Linked DNA regions of Homo sapiens: region 2 is linked to region 1. A link is a loop called in an ENCODE intact Hi-C map of the cell type or tissue named here. Cell type or tissue: mesothelial cell of epicardium. All regions are shown on one strand. Links, peaks and the distances in the headings refer to the core of each region. The heading gives the core; the rest is flanking DNA.

What was found. Hi-C counts contacts between places; a loop is a spot of excess contacts. Peaks named below come from ENCODE experiments on the same cell type or tissue, not always from the same donor. Only the 100,000 strongest peaks of a DNase experiment are listed, where the experiment ranks them.
Region 2: a loop joins it to region 1, with 35 times the contacts of the local background. A loop is called at or near these places in 2 of 110 quality-filtered maps.

Annotation. Positions count from the first base shown.
Region 1 is chr12:77,978,488-77,986,831 of GRCh38, forward strand. All of the region lies in intron 5 of NAV3 (neuron navigator 3), which reads left to right. Among named protein-coding and RNA genes, the nearest start is that of NAV3, 150 kb to the left of the region's middle. RefSeq lists an enhancer at 3,690-4,251. In mesothelial cell of epicardium, for the core only: no CTCF peak of the experiment used is centred there; no DNase peak of the experiment used is centred there.
Region 2 is chr12:77,719,497-77,727,840 of GRCh38, forward strand. It overlaps a transcript of NAV3 not described here. Among named protein-coding and RNA genes, the nearest start is that of NAV3, 110 kb to the right of the region's middle. In mesothelial cell of epicardium, for the core only: CTCF peaks have their summits at 975 and 5,104 (motif pointing right); no DNase peak of the experiment used is centred there.

The sequences.
Region 1 (8,344 bases), core at 38-8,037:
ATTTGCCATTTTATACTATATGAAATTATTTATTAATCTTTTCTACTAAAGACTAACATCAAAAAGTTAACATTTATTAAAAATTTTCAAAAATTTTCAAAACTTATTAAAGTCAATAGCTATTGAATTTATTCATCTGTTTTCTACTAAAAACTAACCTCATCTCAATTTTTTGAGGTTAGTCTTTATAAAAAAGCAGATTAATAAAGTCAATATTTATAATTTTGAATAAATTTTTAAAATTATAATTAATAAAGTCAGTAACTATTAACTTTTCATAATCCCTTTTCTATGCTTCTACTTCTGACCATCCCAAATGCCCCTGTCTTTCTGATTGATCTCTCAGTCTAATAAGATATAAAACAAAATAACGATTGACTGTATTCATTACAATTTTCAATATGGAGTAAAATTACATCTCAATACATTCAGAGCTTCAGCCTCAAAATGTTGAGGTTAGTTTTCACTAGAAAACATATTAATAATTATGGACCTTTTTTCCATTATAAGTCAGTAATTTTTCAAATTACTTATAATTTTTCAAATTTCAAATTTGAAAAATTACTGACATAATAAAAACTGCAACTGTCTCAAAAATCATAATTGTCTGGGCATGATAGCTCATGCCTGTAATCCCAGAACTTTGAGAGGCCAAGGCAGGAGATCACCTGAGGTCAGGAGTTCCAGACCAGCCTGGTCAACACTGTGAGACCTACTCTCTACAAAAAATACAATACAAAAAAAAAAAAAAAAAGTTAGCCAGAAGTGGTGGTGTGTGCCTGCTGTCCTGGTTACTTGGGAGGTTGAGGTGGGAGGATGGCTTGAAACTAAGACGTCAAGGCTGCAGTGAGCCATAATTGCACCACTACATTCCAGCCTGGTCACAGAGATTCCTCCTCTGAAATATATATATAGAAAAAAATACACTAAAAATAAAAAAGCTATAATGATTATGTCAGAATGATCATTAGATTATTTTTCTGTAGCCAAGTCTACATGGAAAATCAGGAGATAACTTGGTGAGCATGGAATTAGATTTAGGGGATTTGCATGTTTCAGTAACTTATCTTGCTTATGAGACTTTAACCATTAGTCAAGGGCACACTTTCAACATACACCTCTTTATGTGCCCTTTTCTATGCTTCTACTTCTGACCACCCCAAGTGCCTCCCTCTTTCTGACTGATCTCTCAGTCTCATAAGATGTGAAACGAAAAAAAAAAAAGAAAAAAAAAAAAAAGCCTTCTCTTTCTGCTGTGTGGCAGGCTCTAGAACAACGCTCACCCATCAGAGATGTTTTGTGACCCCAGTCACTGCTTACTAATATTGTTACTGAAATGCCAGAGATTTGGTCTAGGTCCTGCTGTGTGCTACACAGAAAGCCACTTACTGAGAGAACGAGTATTGCCAGAGAAAAAGGCTTTAACTGGGTGCTGCAGCTGAGGAGAAGGGATACCAGTCTCAAATCCAACTAAAATTAGGGGTTTATATGGCAAGGAAGAAATGTAACTATGTGTGGGAAAACAGGAATGAGGGAGGGATAAGGAAGAGGAATTGGTCAACAGGAAGCAGGTGGTCAGTTAAGCAATCATGACAGATGAGGGGCTTGGCGTCTTATTGTCCAGATATAATTATCTGATAAGTTTCAGTTCCTTGACACTATTTGGGTTGCCTGATGGTTGGTTTCCCAAGAAAAAAACCCAGATAAGACAACCGTAAGTTTCTCAAGTTTTAAGACTGGAGGGGTCAATTTCTATGTTTATTCAAAAGAAACCATAAACGTCAGTTCTATGGGACAATTGGGCTGGTTTGATTATGATTGTATTGATGATTATATTTTCTTTGCATTAAATGGAGAGCAGCCCAATTATAAGGACTTGATAGACTAGATTTTCTCACAAATCTTCACATACTTTATAGATATTCATCTTTTAAATGTAATAAAAGTTATTTTCCTGAATATATGTATTAAGAAATAATTTAACATATTTTATGATGACTACAATGCTTTTTAAGTATTTAGAAGTATTAAATAATCTGATTTTTCACTGATCTGTGTGGTCTTTGCCTAAGTTGGTTTAAATTTTTAGTTTGACAAAATAACTTTTTCTACCAGTATTCAAGTTCCAATTTTTTTAAGGTGGTTGCATTCAAATGAACTTTTGGAATGAAGCTCTGAATGTATTGAGATGTAATTTTACTCCAAACTAAAAATTGAAAATGGGAAACATCCACAGAACAGCATTGTAGCGTAGTACTTTGAGCTATGTGTAAGTAACAGCATTGTGGAAAATCTAATTTATGGTGATATTGTAAAAGAAATATGAGCCTCATTTCCTGAATTCTCCTTTATCTTGAAGTTTGACATTCCTAAAAGAGCAAGAGACTTTGATGCTGTAATATCTTACACAGGCCTCTCCCTCTTTAGTTACTGTTTTGAGATCCCACAAAAGCAGACCATGCAGGTGGCCTTATTAACTGCCTGTGGAAATTTAAGATAAGACAGAGGTTATAACATATTTTCATACCGTATTTCACTAAAAGGATAAGTTATCACAGTAACCTGTCCCAAATGCAATTCAGATGATATTTCAGCCACCCGGTTACTAAAAAGAAACACATGTGGATAAAAGCTGTTTCTGACTTATTTATGGATTAGGCAATAACTGTTTTCAGTGAACTCTTAGCAAAAGGAGAACGTATTTTATGATATACTCTGCAGTGAGGACACTTTTTGCAAAATGCCTTTAATATTTTTTAAGGACCACATATAGTTTTGAGGTACTAAAGATATATTTGCAGAAGTGGCTAAATATCTCTCTCTTTCTTAGTGCTAATAGCATGTTAGTTATCATTTTATAGCAGTTCACAAGGATCCTGCAGAAGTCTTTATACTAAAGAAAGAATTTGGTTTAAGGAGCTCTTTAAATCTTAATTCTGAATATATGGTTTCATTTCTATCCCAAGCAATCATAGGACACATAAAGAAATTTATTTCCATCTATCTCAGTCTTAAAAACCCTTAGTGAATGTATTTAACTGTCTTTAAAGTTTGTTCTTTTGTCTAAAATTCCTTAGCATTAAACTTTAAAAAATATATTTAATTATAGTATATCTTGGGTACTTTATTCCCGATTTTTTTTCTCAAGCCATTTTCAGTGAATTTGAAAGGAAATAATTTCTGTCTTTTTAACATAATACTGTATTATAGAAGAAAAAATTGGGAGGTAAAAATTGCCTACTAAAACTCAAACCCAAGAAATGCCTTATTTTATACTCTGAGTTTTGTTTCTTTATATTCCTCTTTGTTTCCTTGTGAATGGTGCTTTTAGAAGAAACAAATGTGATATCATAATTAGGCATGCTTTTTTCTTTCTTTGGGAATCAAGAGTACTACATGTCTCACTATATACGGATTCTGAATAGGGATTTCTTCTCTTGTGATATGTTTATGTGACTCCAAGACTGAGGGTAAATAGATAGGGCCAGAAACAAGGATGATTCTAAAATGATTTTCTATAAAATTTCTTAATATAGATGAAGAGTTATAAAAACTGATGTAATGTCAAAGATTGTCTTTACATTCTGTTTTGCTTTGATAAATATAGTTTATTCAACTACTTTTATATCAAATACATCTATTTAAAAATTACTGTTTTCTACTTGATTTTTATGTTTTGATGAACCAGCCACTGTCTACTTGGGCAGAGTCAATGCATAACATATGGCTTAATGAAAGATGATTTGTTGCTATTGATCCTTTATATGTTACATTAGAGCCGTGTGTTCTTTTCCACTGGTGATTTGAAAGTTCATATGTGACCTTTCCACAAATAAATTGGCCCTCACCATGAGCCAAGAGATACATCAGATATGTGGCTAAGATAAAGTGATGTTCCTCTTCAAATCACCCACAATCTTATAGAGTACCTAAATATTTAAGCAGATGGCTTAATAGACATGTTAATTAATTCAACAAAGCACAAGTTGCTCAGTGATCAAAGTTAGAGGGAAGGGCACATATGAAGGGACTGACGAAGGAAATGCCATTTCACATTCAGGAAATGAGTTATTTGGCTGAGGAGAAAGTTAAAGTAGAAATGGGTTCTGGGTATCTATTGCTGCTTTACAAAAGCATCCCACAATCTAATGGCACAAAACAGTAACCATTTTACGATGCTCATGGATTTTGTAAGCCAAAGAATCAGACGAGGCATAAAGAGAATGGCTTGTCCTTGTTCCACTATGTCCAGGGCAGGCAATGGAGAAGGATGGAATGGCGGGGATGTCACAAACTGGTGAGAGACAGAATATCTGTGGTTAAAGAATCCACTTCCAAGATGACTTCTTCACTCACAGGTCTAGCAGCTTAACTGAAATTCACACGGCCACTCCAGCATGGCAGCCTTAGTGGTATCATACTTCTCACATGGTAGCTCTAGTGGTTAAAGCAGCTTCAAGCCCACTCAGACTCTAAGAGATGGGTGGATAGCACAAAGATCTCACTTCTCAATGGAAGGATGATCAATGAATTTATCGTATCCCTGTGTTAAAATTGTCATAGCATATAATGAGAGAGAAGACTGGAGAAATAGGCAGAGGTCAGTTTGTGGAAGTTGTGAACTCTATGCCTAGGAGCTGGGACTTATTTGCTAAATGTAAAGTAAAATTGCTTTGAGAAATTTTTACCAGAGGAAAAATGAGACTATTTATAACTTAGAAATATTGCCCTGGTGACAGGGTAGAGAAAGATGTGCTTTGGGCAGGGGAATAGGGATGGACCCTGCTCTGGTGGCAAGAGAATGAACAGTTTAATGCTTGCAGATCTGAAAGTTGGACTGGAACAATGAATTTGGTGACTGATTGGAAGTAAGGGTAAAAGACAATCATCACGTCTCTACTTTCATTGATGAATTGAAATATCATGTATTTCAGTAAGACAGAAAATATAATATGATAGTGGAAACAGATGGGAGGAAGGAGGCAGAGAGAAAAAAAGTTTAGCTTTGGCCTTCGTAGGTTTAAGATTTTAATGGAACTTTGGTGACTAGTATGTGGCTCCGGAGCCTAGGAGAGAAGCCAGAGCCAGAGATATGGACCTGGGAACATTAGCTTAGCTATGTTTTATTGATTGAAACAATAGAAATGGAAGAAATAGCTCAGGAAAAAAGTATAAAAGTAGGGGAAAGAAAGGAGAGCTCAACACAAAACTCTGGGGACCACAAACAATTACAGGTGAAGTGAGGAAACAAGGAGAATGAGAGAATGTTCTTTTTGTTTTGCAATGTACTGAGTTATGGTAACTTTTTGCTAAGTTCTTAAGTGTAAATTGTTTTTCTATTGAGAAGTACTTCGTCTTCTGAGACATTTTGTTCTTGTCTTTCAAATTATTCCTGGAATCTAGATACAAATGAAATACAAAACTCTGGTTGAAATATTAAATTAACTATATTGAACATATATTCATCTAATCACTGCAACACAAAACAAAACACTAAGTCCTGAACTTAAGACACTTTTGGATTCTGTGCAGTGTTGAGATTTATGTTTTGAAAGGCTCACCCTGTGTGTGTTGTTTTGGGAATGCTGGTTCTTTGGTGTCTTATTGGGACAGTTTCTAATGATTTCTTACTGGGCTAAGTCCTGTGGGACTTATGTTGTTGACTTTGGGAAACAAGAATAATGAATAATATCCATAAAATTTTGAAGGAGAATAAGACCTAATTGTATTTGATTTCAAGGAATCACAGTCCCAAAGTAATTTTAAACTGAGAGACCAAGAGCCACAGTTAAAAGCTCAGCCATTGTCCTGAAAGAGCCATGCTTATGTGCTTTCAAGTAAGAATAACGTAACATCAAAAGTGGTAAGTGAGAACCAAGGGATGTGGTATTAGGAAGACTTCCAAGTGCAGGTGTGCAGGGTAATAGCGGCTAAAATTCACACAGGATTCATTAGAATATTTACAGTGCCTCCAGAGACTGTCAAGTATGCATTTTTTTTTTTTTTTACCTGTTATAGCACTTATCTTTACCAGACACCCTTCTAAGTGATCTGCAATTTGGTCCTCATAAAAGCCTTTAGGTAGATGTCATCCTCATTTAACAGATGAGAAACTAGGCACAGAAAGCAGTTGAGCTGAGATGTGGGTAGGGCAGCTGGCTGTAGATTCCTTGCTATTAACCAATGTATTCGATGTTTACTACTGGCATTTCAACATATTAATTCACAGAAGATAAATAATGTCATCTATCATTTCTTCACATCTGCAAAATGCTTTTGTTTCTCTTTCCAAACTTGAATTTGATTTCCATTAAATATAAAATTATAGGTTTTTTGTTTTTTTTTTCGAGACGGAGTCTCGCTCTGTCACCCATGCTGGAGTGCAGAGGTGTGATCTCAGCTCACTGCAACTCCCACCTCCTGGGTTCAAGCGATTCTCCTGCCTCAGCCTCCCAAGTAGCTGGGATTACTGGCACATGCCACCACGTTCAGCTAATTTTTTGTATTTTTAGTACAGACAGGGTTTCAACGTGTTAGCCAGGATGGTCTTAATCTCCTGACCTCGTGATCCAGCCACCTAGGCCTCCCAAAGTGCTGGGATTACAGGCGTGAGCCACCGCGCCCAGCCTATACTTTTTATGAAGAATATTAGTTAGTATACATGGTTTTAGGGGTTATAATTCTCCGAATGAAACAGTAACCTCTGTGGGCTTTAACCAAATTTTTCCAAATTAAATCTTTCTGACACAGTGCCAGTACATCGGAGGTGGTCAATAAAAGTCTTTTCAATGATTAATTAATTGGACAATTGCATAAATCAATCTTCATGTTTGTCAGAATAACGAGAACACTGAACTAAGTTTAGTTTCTCAATATCTATGTCTATGTGCCACTTTGAAAACCTTAGGAATGTGAAGCTGCTTTCTTATTTATTCATTAATTCAGTATCCAAAAGTATTTATATACTTTATAAGTTAATCTTTAGAATAACATCAGTGATGGCTCTTCACTGTCAATACTCTAAAGGTGGGATTAGTCACTTCTGAATATCCATTTTCCCAGGGTTTCTATTTCTTTCTCTACTTTTTTTTTTTGTATGTAGACATAATTGAATTGGAATTTTCTTTTCATACACTACACGAGCGATGTTCAACCTCATTTTCCCACACTCCTTTCTATGTAACTTTATTGTACGTAGAACAACTCAAATTAGAGGCCCAGGATTTGTCTTAGATTCTTCCCTTTCTTTCAATTCCTGTGTCCACTATTTTAACTTATTTTAATCATTTACTTCTATTTCCTGTGCCTCTGTCTTCATTCAGGCCTATATAAAATCCTGCCTGAATTTTAGCCATGATTTCCTATTTGATCTGTTTTCAGCCTTGTTAACATCTCCCAACCTCATTTCTTCCTCACTCTTACATATCTAAGGAAAGATCTATCTAATCTGAGAAATTAGTATTTCTTCCGAAATTAAATTTTTTTGGTAGTCTCCCATGCAATCAGAATAAATACCAAATTCCTTAGCAAATTGTTGTGGCTTTCTAGATTCTCACTTGGAAAAAAACTAGATGTTAAAATATTATTTTTAGGGCTGGGCGCGGTGGCTCATGCCTGTAATCCCAGCACTTTGGGAGGCCAAGGCGGGTGGATCACTTGAGGTCAGGAGTTTGAGACTAGTCTAGCCAACATGGTAAAACCCCATCTCTACTAAAAATACAAAAGTCAGCCAGGTGTGGTGGCACGCACCCGTAATCTAAGCTACTTGGGAGGCTGAGGCAGGAGAATCGCTTGAACCTGAGAGGTGGAGGTTGCAGTGAGCCGAGATCGTGCCACTGCACTCCTGCCTGGGCGACAGAGCAAAACTCCATCTCAAATAATAATAATAATATTTGTAGAATGAATAAGAAAATTAAAAATATTTATAATTACCACAATAAATAAGCATAAGTTGAAACAATTCAAATACCAACTTCCTCAGCTGAGATTTTTTGTAAGAAGCTTGATAGAATCCAAAGAGCTAAAGTCGATACATTATATGAGGTTGAGGTATTAGGTTTTGGTGATTTATAGAATTCTGTATGTGTATTATGTTGAAGCAAATTTGATTCTTGAGGTTGAAAACTAAAACTAAGGAATGAGGTCATATATACATATATATGACCACATTTTGCATGGAAGTCTGCTGTTAAAATAACTATAACATAAATAGAATAGTCTACAAACATCTTACATGAAATTATTAAAATTTTCTTAGCTGTGTATTGATGAAGGCATAGAGAGGAGATACAAATACATTTTAACTCTCATTCTAATTCCTGTTGAACAATAAGGGCTGTTTGAA
Region 2 (8,344 bases), core at 152-8,151, 260 kb before region 1:
CTGAGTGTTTTTATGAAAGGGTGTTGAATTTTGTCAAATGATTTTTCTGCCCCTGTTGACATAATCATATGACTTATTTTTTGTTCTGTTAAATAACATTGATTGAGTTACATATGTTCAACCCACCTTGTATCCCAGAGATAAATTTCCCTTGGCCATGGTGTATGATCCTTTTAATATGTTGTTAAATTCAGTTTGCTAGCATTTTGTTGAGGATTTTTGGATTGATATTATTCAGTGATAATGACCTGTAGTATTCTTTTCTTGTAATGTCTTTGTCTAGCCTTGGTATCAGGGTAATACTGGCTTCCTAAAATGAGTTTGGAAGTGTTTCCTCCTTTTAAAGTTTTTGAAAGAATTTGGGAAGAATTTTCATTTTATTTAATGTTTGGTAGAATTCTTCAGTGAAGCCATCTTGTTCTCGGCTTTTCTTTGCTGAGATTTTTTAATTTATTTTCTTTTATTACTGATTCAATGTCTTAACTAGTTACAGATGTTTGGATTTTCTATTTCTTTCTTGTTCAGTATTCATAGGTTGTGTGTTTTTATGAGTTCATCCATTTCTCCTAGGTTATCCAACTTATTGGCACATAGTTGTTCATAAGAGCCTCTTGTTATCTTTTGTATTTCTGGCATCAGTTTCTTACTTTACTTGAGTTTCTCTCTCTCTCTCTCTCTCTCTCTTTAACCTGGCTAATGGTTTATCAATTTTTTTTCTTTGGTTGAGTTATGTTTTCCTGTTTCTTTATGTGCCTTGTAACTTTCTATTACGATCTACACATTTGAAAAAACAGTCACTTTTCCCAGGCTGTTCACAGAGGAAGGCCTTTACCCATCAGCTGGCTAGTGATTCTGGGGGCCACTCAAGCGTTTTTCTGTGGGTGTCTTCTCAGGAAGTGTGCACATAAATTTCCAATTAGAAGGATTTACTGGCTTCTTTTTGCAGGAAACTGTACTCTCTTTCTTCCTCTTGTGTCTGTTTGAAGTACTACAGGTTCTCTGCAGCTGCCATATGCTGCTCAGCTCTCCATTCTTTTCAGCAACTCCCTGGCTTCTAGAGTATGCCAGTCCCATCAGCACTCCAAAATAGAATAACCAGACCCTTGGGCAGCATCCTCAAAAACCAGAATGTTAGATGCAAACTCCAATTCTTTCCCTCTCTAGGAAGAAGCTGAGAGTTTTTCCCACTTGTTCCATGTGGAGCCAGTAAGCAACTATGGCCAGGGAGTACAACACGTTTTTCTGCCAGCTTTGATGCAGTGGTTTCATGCTCACTGAGGTGTAGGAGCCTCTTAACTGGTTTCTGGATTTCTCACAAAGGGAGTGTGTCCATGTACTATTGTCCATGGAGGGAAGGAGGGTCTGGGACTTTCTCTTCTGTCATGTTGATAATATCACTTCTGCCTATGATTCTTAAAATGTTAATTAACAGAGATATTCTGCACATCAGTTTTTATTCTTCAGGGCCATAGATATAAGCTCAGCAGTGTGGTCTGAGTCTGCTCTAGAATGGTTTGTGTTTTTTATTTGTTTGCTTATTTTTGTTTCTGGTAATCGGAGGAGCATGTGCTATTGAGTGAGAGGACCACAGTCCATATCTGGACCCAGTGGACCCACGGTAAGCTGAGAAGCTAGGACTATTCATTTCACAGCTCCGAAACTCTATTCTTTCATTTATGAAGTGTGGATATTGTCGAATATTCATCTGGACCTTTGTAAGTGCATTGTAAATCTGTAAAACAACAAATTAAGGTTATTTATTATATATAATAACTACAGGACAGATCCAAAAGATGTAGATGTTGTTTTTTACCAACCTAATTCGTACAGCTGGTTCATTTTGACTGGTTACTACTTTTTCCTAAGTATAATGAGCACAGCAAAAAAAAAGCGTATTGAAAAATCTGGGTAATTAACCTTTTTGTTTTAGCTCTTCTTTGTATTTGGCTTACTTCTCTCATATATCTGAATGTGTTTATAGCCATTTAAGATATGCTGAGAACCTGAAAATTCAATTACTTATATAAATGTTTTACACTTAAATTAGTTCTAGATATTTGGTAGGAACATGGGTATAAAAACATGAAATATAATCAAAGGTGAAAAGAATAGCCTCAGTTATTTATCTTATAAACTAGTGATTTTCATAATTTATTTTTTATGTTGAGATAACTAAGACAATAATTCAAGGTCTGTAATGCTGAGAGTCATATAAGCTTCTAAACAGCCATTTTTGGAAAGTACTCTATGGGAATGTAGCAATTTACATGGCACATTTTCCCAAGGAATTTAGAGCAGTTCGTGGCCCTTACGTAATTTGTGGGAGGTAAAATACATGTGTCATTATTTGAAATCCCAAAGTCTATGAATTGAATCAAGAAGCCTCTTTATAGGCTTTTCTGATTCAGGACAGCCAACCCTAACCAGACCTGGAACACACAATACTACTCATAGTTTTTGTCAGAAGGAAATTCAAAAATAGCACACCTAGAAGAATTGTCATTTTACACTGAGCCAACTGTCATAAACTGTGTGCTCCATGTGTTTCAATGGAACTGAAAACCCCAACTCAATTTTCTGCTGAACAAATGTTTAAACTGAAAAAAGCAACGAAGCCCACAAACAACCCTTTTACTTGATGCATATTTTTCTTTATCCTCTTGTTGGGTTGTTAGAATGGGAATTCTATGTAGAAGGAAAGGTATAAAAATGAATTCAATCGTGTTTGGTAGTATTTTCTACACTGTGTACTGGGCTGTGACTAACATACTTTATTTGATAGGGATTATAATCATCCTTTTTTCAGGAAAAGATGAATTCAGGGTTTTCTATAATTAATATACTCATACTCTTTCAGGAAAACTACATGCTGTGTATTTATACGTTAAAGCAACAGGTACTATAAAAATCTTGTTGATATTGTGTGTGGTAGTTTTCAGCTTTTTGATACTTAAGCCTTTGCTTTTACAAAGCATTATGCTGGTATAGCTGTTTAGCAATAACTTTTGATTATTATGGGCCTAGTTGTGGTAATTTTACAAAATGGGCAGTATTCAGATTGCATGTAAATTGCAGTGATAGAAAAAAATAAAAAATATTCTTCTACAGTCTGGGAGAAATTTTGTTAAATCATGTTATTATATGGGTTGTTAAGTTCTTTGGAGTCTTTTGAAGAGTGTCCAGGCTGTTTCCATGCTTTGTTTATATAGGGAAATGATTGGAATAAAAGCATGAACTGAACTATTCTTGAATTAATCCAAATGTTTATATTATGGCATTATTGATAGAAATTTTGTCTTGTTACTTGGATATCATGCAGTGTTTATGAGGATAGCAGTTTTCTAGCCAAAATCTCACTCATGAAGTTCAGCTCTCCAATTTTAGAAATGATTTTTCTTTTTCTTCATGCATACATACTTGGCACAAACCTCAGTAAAGTTAGGCTCAGGTGAATGTTTACAGATTATCATTCTGAATATGATTTTTTGAGGGGCATGATTGTAGCTTTTGTGTTATCAGCTATAGTAATTTTTGCAAGTTTTTTTTGCCTTTTGGGTTTTTACTAAATGTTTTTCTACTATGTTATTAATTTTCTGTAAAATATGTTTATAGTGTCTCTATTCAGAGAGACAGAGACATAGAGAAAGAGAGCACATGCTCTCTCCATGTAGAAGTGACAATGGTACTGGGAGATGGTGTGATATACCAAACATTTCCTCAGTCCTCTTTCCTTTACTAAGCCCTACATTTTACAGAAGTGACTGCGAATAAAGTAAACCAAGGAGAAGATCTCTGTATGCCTTAACAACTTTTCAGTTTTGCAAAACTATAATAATTAATTCTTACAATAATGTTATTGAAAAGTTTTTTTTTTTAAATTTGATTTATGGAGGGATTATGATGAGCCTCCTTAAAGAGGTTGGCATGCTGCTTAGACTACATGGAGCCACTGAGCAGATACTAGTCAAGCTATGTGAACAGCACTCTGCTGGCTATTAAGAAGCCAATGATAAACAAAATAAATAGGATCTCTGCCCAGATACAAATACATTTCAAGTTATGACATGCTGTGAAAGGCTTGAATCTTCTGGTTCACACACCTTCTCCCTGCCAGAAATCTGGGTGCAGAGCCAACCTTGTTTGCTTACTGGTCATGAAAATAAAGGAGGGTCAATTGGAAGATCCTGATCCATAGTTAGTTGATGCCCTTTCTGAGTCTCCACACAGATTTCGAGGAGTTTCTTCTTGGCAATCTTGACTTTTTTTTTTTTTTTTTTTTTTTACATATATCTCTATTATAATAGGTCCCATTAATTAGAATTGTTCTATTTCAACCTTCTGCAACTTAAACAGTAAGTCCTTGCAGGATAGTGAAAAGCCTTTTTCATGTTGAATTGCTTCATACATATGAGATTTAAAGTGATGAATATGCGTGTTCATTCGTTTGTTCTTGAAAATATGAAAGTACATTTGAGTTTTTGTATTTTTCTATTCATTAATTTTAAATGCCAAATAAATTATTACTTTTCTACATCCATTAAATGGGGATAACTCTTATCTCATTAGTTTACTGTGTAAATAAATGAGATAAAGTATATAACATATTCTAGATGCACATGTAAAGTATCAAGACATGTTAGATATTACTAATACTAAATAATACCACATTCTCTATTACAAATTTCTATAAAAATTGCATTTTTCATATAAAATTTTGGCTGTGACCATATATGTGGGCACTTATGTATTTGTTTACAGACCTATCAGTTGATTATGCTTTTTCTGTATTTTTTTCTGAGAATAGAAATGTTAAAAAACTTTCATTCAATGCCTGCAAATAAATTAACTCAAAGATGTTCAATTCTAGAAGGAAACTTACAAATTATCTTGCCTGATATGCTCATATTATGAATATATAACTGGAGGAACAAAAAAATTAAAAAACATATTTAGGCCACTTTGGGGGGATTCAGTTTATTAAATAATATCTCAAGTGCTCAATAATATTTGCGATATCCTTCCTTTCAGTGCTAGAGTATTCAGCAATATACTGTGTTTGCCACCAGAAGGTGCTACAGGGAAATAAAACCAGCCTGTTTGAATGCTTTGTACTAGTATTTTTCCATTTGCTCTTGGTGGTGTCCTCTCTAGATCATTTCCTCCATTCAGTAATAGGTTTTCATATGGTATCAATATCCTATCTATGAAATTTCAAGGAGCTGACCATGGGCAAAAAAAGCAGGAAATAGAGAAGTCTTTAGAAATAGCATTATATGAAATATTTGAGAACATAATATTCATGTAATTGAAGATACTGTATAAATTAAGCTTTGCAATTTCTGTTAAAGTCAACTTCATAAAGAAAGTTTATGTTCTGTGCTAATTCAGATGTCAAATCTTTCAAAAGTGAATTTACACTCCCTTTAAAATATGGTAGAACTGAGAATGCTATTGTGGAATGCATAATTCTAGAGTGAGTACATTTTATAATCTTGTCAGTAAATTCACTAACCTTAAAAGGTTTATTGTCTTTAAGCTTTCCTAAGTAAAAAATATCACCAGGTGTCTGTGTGTATTTTCTTCACATAGTTTATTTCAAGATAATTTAAGCATCTAGGCGATACTGGTATTAAACTTTTTTCCATTGAGGATTTCCCTTTTCTTTTCCATTTGGGAAATACAACATGCTTCCCAGATTCCAAATTTCACTGCTTATTTTTATGACTACTATAAAAGGATAAGAAGAGGATAAAATAGTAAAAGGGTAATAATATTATCCTGGGAGCTATTTCTGTATCTCAGTGCTAAAAGCCATCAAACTATGTAGACATTTTTAAAAGTTCTTTTGTAATATTCATATAACTGACGAAAATGTGTTCATTTATCATTTCAGCAGGAAAAAGTATAAAATTTCTCTGGATATTTTTCTGGACATTTGCTGTGTACATTTTCATTTAACATGCCTTTGCAAGTTAGATAGTTTCCCCAGATTTTTTTTTCTTTTAATTTCATGTGCTCAGTAAAAATGTGGCAGTCTTAAGCCCAATGCTGCAAACTATACTGGTAAAATAGGGTGGAAATCAGAGAAAGTGGTAGTTGTAGAGAGCTTGCTCGCAAACCATTCAAAATTTGGAAAGGAAAAAAAAAAAGTGAACTCTTCTATACTCATGTAAACTATTGTATTAGTTTCCTGTTGTTGCTATAACAAAATATCACAAACTTGATGGCTGGCGACCACAAAAATGTTTATCTTACTGTTCTGGAATTCAGAAGTCCAAAATGGGCCTCACTGGGTTAAATTTAGGTCTCTACAGGGCTGCATTCCTTCTGGAAGATCTGTGGGCGAATCCATTTCATTGCTGTTTCTAGCCCTAAAGGCTGCCCTGTCTCTTGGCTGTGTTTCCCTTCTATCTTCAAAGCCTTCAATGGCTGACTGAATTTTTTTCATGCTGCATCACTCTGAATCTGACCCTTCTGCCTCATTCTCCACACCGAAAGAACACTTTTAATTACATTGGGCCTAACCGGATAATCCAGGACAAACTCCTTACTTTGAGGTCAACCGATTAGCAATCTTAATTTTCCCTTTCCATCTCATATATTCACAGGTTTCAAGGATTAGAATGTGGAAATCTTTGGAGAGGGGATTATTTTTCTGCCTTCCACATCTACCTTCTGTGCATTTTTCCAGAGTTGAAATACTATGTGTGTAATTTGTTTAGCATTTTTCACTTACACTTGTGGTTTGGATTTTCTCGTGTTAGTGCTTTTCAGTGAATATCTTTTTCACAGCCACAGAACACTACAAGGAAAGAATTTACCATCATTTTCCTACCCATTCACCTAACATTGGCCACTTAACTTATTTAAAAATATTTATTGTATATCAGTTGTGTGACAGGTGCCCTGCAAATAAATGGGATTTTAGTCATTTATAAGACAAAGTTTCTGCCTTTAGGGGAACTAATGGGAAAGAGAGGAGGAAAGAAAGTAAGGGATTAGTCAGAGTATGAATTTATTAAAATTCTGATGTGGGCATGACAGTGGAGACAGGGTACCATAAAAATGGAAAGAATGAAAAAAAATGGAAAGAATATTTCTTCAATGGAGAGTCAGGCATGGTTTCCTAATAAAGTGACATGTTTGCTGGGTCTGGAGGGTGGAGATATTTATCCACTTTAGAAGCTAGGGAAAGAGTGTTTGAGGCAAAACAACAAAAAACAACAATAGCAACAAAAAGGACTTGAGTAAAACAACAATAACAACAAAAAGAGCACTAGTAAAGACCCCAAGTCAGGAAGCTGCTTGGCACAGTGGATGATTGTGAAGTGGGACAAACTGGCAGGGGTTTGGTGATAAGAAAAATGGCTTGGGATGAAGACGGAGAGGTGAGAAAAGCCATTTCATGTAAGACTTCGTATGCCAAGGTAATAATATGGGATTTCATGTTAAAAACAAGGAAAGCTATAGAACAGTTTTAATCGAAGGAGAAACACAATATGCTTCTATTCAAAATGATCCCTCTGGCTACAGCACTCATCATGAATGAAGATAGCAGAAGGAGACATGAGGAGGTGGGGACCATATTGAGGAATATCCACAGATTTGTCGATAGAGATGGTCAGGATGGTAGGAGCCACTGAAAGGTTGGTGATGCCATGATTCCATTTACTAGGACTGGTGTAGGCTGAGAGAAAGCTGTTATAGTGGGAGGACTGAGTTCAATTTTGGAAGCATTGTATTTGAGAGGTTTTTGGGTCATAAACATGGAGGTTCCAGTGAGAAGTTTACGAGTGTAGTCAAGGCCTGATAGTTTGTTGTGGGCTGGAGCTTTATCTGTGGAAGCTTTGTAGACAGCAACCATAGGCATGGGAGAAAAGTAAACAGGAAAAAGGGAAAAGGTTGCTTCTTATTTCAGCTCTTAAGAGGAACAATTTTTTTTTTTAATTGCATGAATCATTGACCCCTTTTTGTATCATTTAGAATATTACCAAGTCAAGGGTATAAATATTTTAATGTTGAAATGAAACGTAAGTGAAAAACAGGCAGACAGATTTAAGGAAGCGTATTCCAGGGAGACAGAATAACATGGGCAATGGCCAAGAGGCATGGAGCTGCACATTGTTCAGTAGAGTTTAGAAGTGTGATATGACAGGGCCCAGGTTCTAAAAATTCTGTTCTAAAAATTTTACACTTATTAAATCAACGAGTCTGTGAGGTAATTACTATCATTACCTCATTTTATGTATGAGACAACTTAGGCACTAAGAAGATAAGTAACTTTTCCCAGTTATACTGTTAGGAAATTGTGCTAGAATTCAAGCCCAGGCAGTCTGTATTACAT